2 separate regions of the Homo sapiens genome follow, and region 2 is linked to region 1. Evidence: chromatin contacts called from ENCODE Hi-C or POLR2A ChIA-PET data. All regions are on one chromosome and are shown on one strand. Each heading gives the region's core, a stretch centred on a gene start or an enhancer-like site at or near the end of the contact. The rest is flanking DNA. Distances are from core to core; before and after follow the strand shown.

Region 1 (3,699 bases), core at 532-3,031:
CTCTAAATATCGGAGGTCTTGTACTCTGATGAAGGCCTGTGGCGAAGAAATAAAGAATAAAATAAGCTGTCTTCTTGGCTTCAAAAGTGGGTGATTGGCTAGGGGTGGGAAGTCAAGCTCTATCTAGACAGTGAGCCACAGAGGAGAGGAAGGGAGCAAGCACAGATTAATCATCGTGCGTGCAGGAGGTTATACCACCCAGCGAGGCATGGCTTTATCCATGGGATTGGACCATGTAAAGAACAGCAAAGACATCCCAGTTGCATCAGTCATTTTGAGATCAGGTAAAACAAAACCGTGATGCCACAGTCTGTGGCGGTGCCTCCTTGGGAGACTCTAGACCCAAAGAAGAACAAGCCGGTCTGACCCTCTGGGGGGTCACGCAGCATCACAGCAGGAGAGGATGAGATGCATGGACTGATGAGAGACTGCCTATACATCTTGGCAACATGGGTAGAATGCAGGGGACAGCTATGCCTACCCAGTGGTGCCACAGACACAGGGGACCCAGAGCCCCTGGTACCACAGAGGGAGCAGAGGAGGGGAAAGCTGAGAGGGTATAAAGACAGATTCTGGAAGAAGGTGGAGGGGTAGGGAATGAATCCCACCAAGTCTGTGGAAGGCAAACTCTTTATGTAAACCCTAAAATTGCAGCCCTTGCCTTGAACTCACAGTAAAGCCAGAGACTTTAACTCATGGACCTCTAGAAGTTTCTGAGGAACAAGCAGACTGGTGTTAGCTAAGCTAGTTTTGCTGCTTTCAGATTCTGCCCAGGGTTTGGAGGAGCACAAGCCACCAGGTCAGGCTGCTTTCAGGTGGCTTTGCTGTCACCATTTATTGCCCCATTCAAAATGGGCTGACCTGTGCCTAGAGGAGGCAGCAGCTCCAGAGCCCTTTGAACTGAACACGCAGAGCAATCCTGACCACTTGCAGCCTCTGCTCAGCAGCATGGCATCCTCCCTCCTGAAAAGACCTCGGGAGATGAGCAAGTCCCCGGCCTGCCTTGCAGGTGACCACAATGCAACTTTATCTTTTCATCCCACAGGACCAGGCTTCCTGTCAAGAGACTGAGGACCCAGGGAGAAACATGTCTCGGCCCCTGTCCCCCTCCACAATTCAGAGGTCCACATTCTAACAGGGAAAGCTGGTCAATTAAACAGATCATGACACCTCCCAGAGCTAAGAGCTCTCCAACTACGAACCACATGCCTGGAGAACACGGATGAATGGTCTGAGCATGAGCAGGGGTGGGAGGCAGCGTTAAGGGAGGCATCAGAGTCAGAACCTGGCAAACAAGTGTTTGTGAAGAGGAATTCGTAGAAAAGGGCAATGCGGGCATCACATGGGCCAAGGAACACAGGGCTAAGACTACCTGTGTCCCAAGCTGTAGGTCTTACACATCACCCTCTAGATCTGGGTTTCCTTAAAGCGCCTTGAGAGGGCAACCCTGCAAAGCCCAGCACAGTGGCCAAGAGGGAAAGGAGCATTCGAGGTCTGAGTCCTCGCTCTGAGCCTACTTCTCTGCTTCTGGGCTCCAACCATCTTCTTTGTGGAAAGGGGCCTGCTACTGACACCCTCTCAAGGGTCTTTCTAGCTGTAGCTCAGCTGTGCTAGTGTCTAGGATTTGCCCATTAATAAATCTGTTTCCGAGTTCCTTCAACCTGACACATTTTGCAGCGTCAGGGTGCCTGGTCAGAGTCACAAGGCCCCTGAATGAGCTCAGCAGAGGGAAGCCTGGGAATAGGGAGGAACCTGCAGCTCTGCTCAGGGTCTGGCGGGAGCTCAGCAGCTCTTCTCTGCCATCTAGTGGGGATGGCTGTCCATCTCTAGGAACCACTATATCCAAGCTGGTGAGCCTGAGTGCCTGGCACAGAGTAAAGAGGTGGGGTACTCGGGATTTAGATGAAATAGTAACATCCAGCCTATCTTCAATATCATGTGGCTTTTTCAAAACAGCATGTTGTACACAATAGATATATACCACATACACTTACTTTTCAACTATAGTAAATCTGGCTGGGTGTGGTGGTTTATACCTGTAATCCCAGCACTTTGGGAGGCTGAGGCAAGAAGACTGCTTGAGCCCAGGAGTTCAAGACCTGCCTGGGCAACACAGTGAGTCCCCGTCTCAATATTTAAACAAATATATAAAAATATATATATTTATAAAAATATCAGTAAACACTCATATTAAACCTTGTGGCTTTTTACAATCCTTTCTATTCTAGGGATTTGTCGTCTCCCTCCCTGCTGGCATTTCTGGGTGGGGCAGGAGAGGGAAGCTCCCTCCATAGAGATGCCTCCTCCCTCCTCTGAATTCTTTTTTTTTTTTTTTTTTAAGTCAGAGTCTTGCTCTATGGCCCAGGCTGGAGTGCAGTGGCACCATCTCGGCTCACTGCACGCTCCGCCTCCCAGGTTCACGCCATTCTCCTGCCTCAGCCTCCGGAGTAGCTGGGACTACAGGCGCCTGCCACCATGCCCGGCTAATTTTTTGTATTTTTAGTAGAGACGGGGTTTCACCGTGTTAGCCAGGATGGTCTCGATCTCCTGACCTTGTGATCCGCACACCTCGGCCTCCCAAAGTGCTAGGATTTACAGGCGTGAGCCACCGCGCCTGGCCCCTCCTCTGAATTCTTACAGCCTCCTCCATCTCCACTTTCCTACACTGAGGACATCTAAAAATATAATCTAGATCATTGTTACACAACGATCACTTCCCTTGTTTAGTAATGGCTAGCATCTGCACAACCATCCCTGATTTAAATTCCCCTTTACAACATCTCAGTTAAGCCTCATGACTGCAGCGGGCATTCTCACCACCCCCATTTCAGAACTGGGAGGACTGGGGCTCCAAGGAAAGTGGCTGGCCTGAGGTCCCAGAGCCCCTTATGTGACACAGCTCGTTCTCAGCCAGGCTTCTTAGTCCTGGTCTGGTCCAGTCTCCTCTCTTCATGCCTACAAGTCTTGATCTAACCCAAGGCGGGCATCACGTCCCTCTTTGCCACTCCTTCAATGTCAGCCCGGGAATATGGACAAAATGAGCAGCTCATTAATTGACTGTGGGGAGATAAAGAGGGAAGGGGTAGGGGAGTGGAGGTTGGAAGCCATTCCTTCCTCCATCTGAGGTTCTAGATGGAAACACAGCTCAGGAACATACCTGGGCTTTTCCTTATGTGCAGAGAGGGGTCAGATGTTTTCAGCCATCTCTCTAGCTTTCATAGACTAGGCCAGGAAAGGACACAACGAATCAAGTCCATGAATCCCGCCATGAAGGTACGTGGGAAGTGCCCACATTGCTGTCAGAATCAGAGACCTTGACCATCTCTCCCACCTTAGTTGGCAGATGCTAAGAAAAGCAGCATTGTGTGCAGCATCATGGCCAGTGACTACACCGATAATAAAAGCCGCCATTTACGGAGTGCCTGTGATGTGCCAGGCTACTAGTCAGGTGCTTCCCACAGAGAACAGCTAATAAGAGTGACAGCCAGAATCTGACATGCTGCTCCTGGGTCAGGCTTTACAGGCATCCTCCCATTTGATCCTCACAGCTTTGTGAGGATGGGGCCTGTCATCATCCTACGTCTATAGAGAAGCAATCTTAGAAAGGGTGTCACCTACCCAGGCCCACAGTGAGGAAGTGGCTAAGATACAAGCCCAGGTCAGCCTAACTCCAGAGACTGCTGCAGTCTATGGCCTCTC
Region 2 (3,699 bases), core at 354-2,853, 190 kb before region 1:
AACAACTTAAATTCCCTATGCTTTGGTTTTCTTAGCCATAAAATTAGGATAAATAATAATACCCATTCCATAGTGTTACTATAAAGAATTAAACAATGAGGCCGGGCACGGTGGCTCACACCTGTAATCCCAGCACTTTGGGAGGCTGAGGCGGGTGGATCATGAGGTCGGGAGTTTAAGACCAGCCTGGCCAAGATGGTGAAACTCCGTCTCTACTAAAAATACAAAAAATTAGCCGGGCATGGTGGCACACGCCTGTAATCCCAGCTACTCGGGAGGCTGAGGCAGAAGAATTGCTTGAACTCAGAGGGTGGAGGTTGCAGTGAGCCGAGATTATGCCACTGCACTCCAGCCTGGGCAACAGAGTGAGACGCCATCTCAAAAAAAAAAAAAAAAAAAGAATTAAACAATGTACATGCCAAGGGTTTAGAACAGTGCTTAGCACATAGCAAGTATACTATATGTATTAGCAACTATGATTATTAATGTTGTTATTAAGTGGATATGGATATAAGGTATATGAGAAAAAAAAAAGAATTGGCCAGGCGTGGTGGCTCATGCCTGTAATCCCAGCACTTTGGGAGTCCAAGGAGGGTGGATCACTTGAGGCCAGGAGTTCGAGACCAGCCTGGCCAACATGGCAAAACCCCGCCTCCACTAAAAATTAGCCAGGTGTGGTGGCATACACCTATAATCCCATGTAATTTGGGAGGCTGAGGCATGAGAATCGCTTGAACCCAGGAGGCAGAGGTTGCAGTGAGCCAAGATCATGCTACTGCACCCCAGCCTGGGCGACAGAGCGAGACTCTGTCTCAAAAACAAATAAAAAATGAACCGACTGTTGGACATGCAAGTAGAGATACTAAGTAGGTAGTTGGATATCTGAGTCTAGTATTAAGGGAAGTGTGAGCTAGTGGTGTACATTTAGAATTCATCAGCAAATAAATGATTTTTAAGAGTAAGAAGAGTAATTAGTCCTAACGTGGGATTAGGGGTATATCATTCGAACAGCTCTTCCTTGGACCCTCTACTCTTCACAAGCTTCCTAACAAGCCATGACAACCAGCTCAGGGAGAGCCAGATTATCATAGACCCTATTGAGCATTTTGGATCCCTTCATTACTTTAGAATTTCATCTTATCACAATTGCTTGAAATAAATAGAATTAAGCTAAGGCTGAGAAATATTCTGTTTTAATGACACTGTATCATTGAAGTATTTGTAGCAGGAATTAACTTGTAAAGGAGAACTTATTGAGCAGTTCTATAGTCACATTGGCTTGTCTGCACATGAATATTATATGTATTTTTTAATTCTCAGTAATAAAAGCACCTTTTTTGTTACCGTCTCCTTTTCCTGGTTAGCACATGCTCAGAAAATAGAAAATTTTTAACATTTTCCCACATTAACAGACTTCAGACTAATTGTATATAATATACTTCATTCTAAAGTCTTGTGAGAATGATTCTTGAATATTATAGCCTGAGTCACTATTCTTTTTTGGGGGACCCTGTCACCCAGGCTGGAATGCAGTGACACAATCTCAGCTCACTGAAGCCTTGACCTTCCAGGCTCAAGCAATCCCCCCACCTCAGCCTCCTGAGTAGCTGGGACTACAGACGTGTGCCACCATACCCGGCCAAATTTTTTTTTTTTTTTTAGAGACAGGGTTTCGGCATGTTGCCCAGGCTAGTCTTGAACTCCTGAGCGCAAGTGATCTGCCCATCTCGGCCTCCCAAAGTGCTGGGATTAGAGGCATGAGCCACCACACCTGGTCAATTTATTAATTTTTTCTAGTTACAAATAGGTATTTGGATTTTGATTAATGAACGTACAGGCCAGGTTAAGTGATGGAAGAAGGTAACTAATTAGTTTACCATGTTTGGCAGGCATCATCTGACTTAATACATCTTTAACATTTTTTCAAAAAATCTCATTAGAAAATGATAACCCTGTTGTATAGATGAGAAAACTAAGGTTGAAAGAGAACAAGTAGGTGACCCAAAACCACACAGCTAGTAAGGTGATAAAGCTAGGTTTGAACCTAGGTCTTCTTATTCTTGCCCTTTCCACCACATTGCCTTTACACGTGATTATTCTCAAAGCTGGGTGCTATTGTGTTCTGACACTTTCATCTACTTAGAGAAAGTAGACAGAGCTAAGTAACAAAGCTAAGTTAAATGCTGCGCTCTAAATGGCACCACTCTGCCCTGATTATGTTGAGGTGTTGCTGTTTAGATTTTCTCTTGGGTTGTTTTCTGTCAATTAATTCAGATCAGTTAATAGATAAATTTAAGTCTGACAAACTATCTCTTAATATTAAGAGATACAATGCAGACAAAGCAGCATAGTCTGTTACAGCAACAGATCAGAATTGTGGCTTCTGACCATATCCCTAGCTTTTTAGCGCATTGCCTTGCATATAATAAACAGTCAAAATATATTTAACTGACTGATTTTTACCTTTTTCTATACAAATTAATTACAAATTCTAATATCAGCTGTGAATGGGCAGTATTTGCTGCACTGATGCTCTGGACTCTGACAGGAGAGTACAAAAGCCCCTCAGGATATGGTCAGAAAAAGACACCCTGTTGAGTAGCTGGGACTGCTGCTGCTTTCCTCATCCTGCCTTGTAATAACTGGTGGTGGGAGGCAATCAAGTCATTTGTAAATTAGTGATAACAACATCTGTAATTTTTTTTTTTTTTTTTTTTTTTTTGAGACAGAGTCTCGCTCTGTCGCCCAGGCTGGAGTGCAGTGGCGCGATCTCGGCTCACTGCAAGCTGTGCCTCCCAGGTTCACGCCATTCTCCTGCCTCAGCCTCCTGAGTAGCTGGGACTACAGGCACCCGCCACCACGCCCAGCTAATTTTTTGTATTTTTAGTAGAGATGGGGTTTCACCGTGTTAGCCAGGATGGTCTCGATCTCCTGACCTCGTGATCCGCCTGCCTCGGCCTCTCAAAGTGCTGAGATTACAGGCGTGAGCCACTGCGCCTAGCCTGTAATGTTGTTTTTAAGATTGGAAGGTTAGCTAGCCAAGTGTATAGCCACGAGGCCAACTATATCTAGCATAGGTGACTATATTACTTTTATTGTAATGTTGAATTACATTATTCCTTTGGTTCACTCTTTACGTATCTCTTGTTCATGCCTGAAATGTGGAAAGATCTTGGACGGGAATATATTCTAGGAACTCTTAACATTTAAATTTTTTAAAAGAACCACTTTCATGGTACAAAAACAGTGCTAACAACTTACTCAGTGCCAGGTATTGTTCTAAGCCCTTTTATATTTGTTGACCCATTTCATCCTCATAATTGTCTTCTAAAGTGAGCATTAGTACAGTTGATGAAATGGATGCGGAGGTTAAGTAACTTGTCTAAATAACTTGCTAGTAGCAAAGCCAGATTTGAACCCAAGCCATTTATGCCAGAATCCATGCTTCACTACTGTACTATATGGAGCCAGACTCAATCTTGTTTGTTGGATTTGTGCCTTTCCTTGTATATTTAAGAAAAGCCTTCCTTATTTTGCAGTGCTGCCTTTGAAAGGTTTTTAAATTTTGCCTTTTACATTTGGGATTTAATTGTCTATCTGGAGTGAGTTAGAAACCTAATTTTATGGCCGGGCACAGTGGCTCACGCCTATAATCCCAGCACTTTGGGAGGCGGGCAGATCACTGGGGGTCAGGAATTC

The links. A loop is a pair of places that touch in the nucleus more often than their neighbours do. ChIA-PET counts read pairs that join two places held with the same protein, here RNA polymerase II (POLR2A). Pooled maps may share reads with other maps.
Region 2: a pooled map shows a loop between it and region 1 (2.4-fold over the local background). The contact joins two enhancer-like sites. A Hi-C loop is called at or near these places in 3 of 50 pooled maps. POLR2A ChIA-PET finds 5 or more read pairs at or near these places in 2 of 52 experiments (OCI-LY7 and T-cell).

The regions. Positions count from the first base shown.
Region 1 is chr3:129,488,478-129,492,176 of GRCh38, reverse strand. IFT122 (intraflagellar transport 122) reads right to left here. Exons shown (of 30, transcript NM_052989.3): 17 at 1-36. Among named protein-coding and RNA genes, the nearest start is that of RHO, 38 kb to the left of the region's middle. RefSeq lists silencers at 1,815-1,884, 2,291-2,499 and an enhancer at 1,597-1,891. Within about 2 kb of position 1,781, at least 16 of the 41 ENCODE cell types and tissues checked have a DNase peak (open chromatin) inside an H3K27ac peak, as active enhancers do.
Region 2 is chr3:129,675,060-129,678,758 of GRCh38, reverse strand. The region is part of intron 4 of TMCC1 (transmembrane and coiled-coil domain family 1); the gene reads left to right. Among named protein-coding and RNA genes, the nearest start is that of PLXND1, 70 kb to the right of the region's middle. Within about 2 kb of position 1,603, at least 2 of the 41 ENCODE cell types and tissues checked have a DNase peak (open chromatin) inside an H3K27ac peak, as active enhancers do.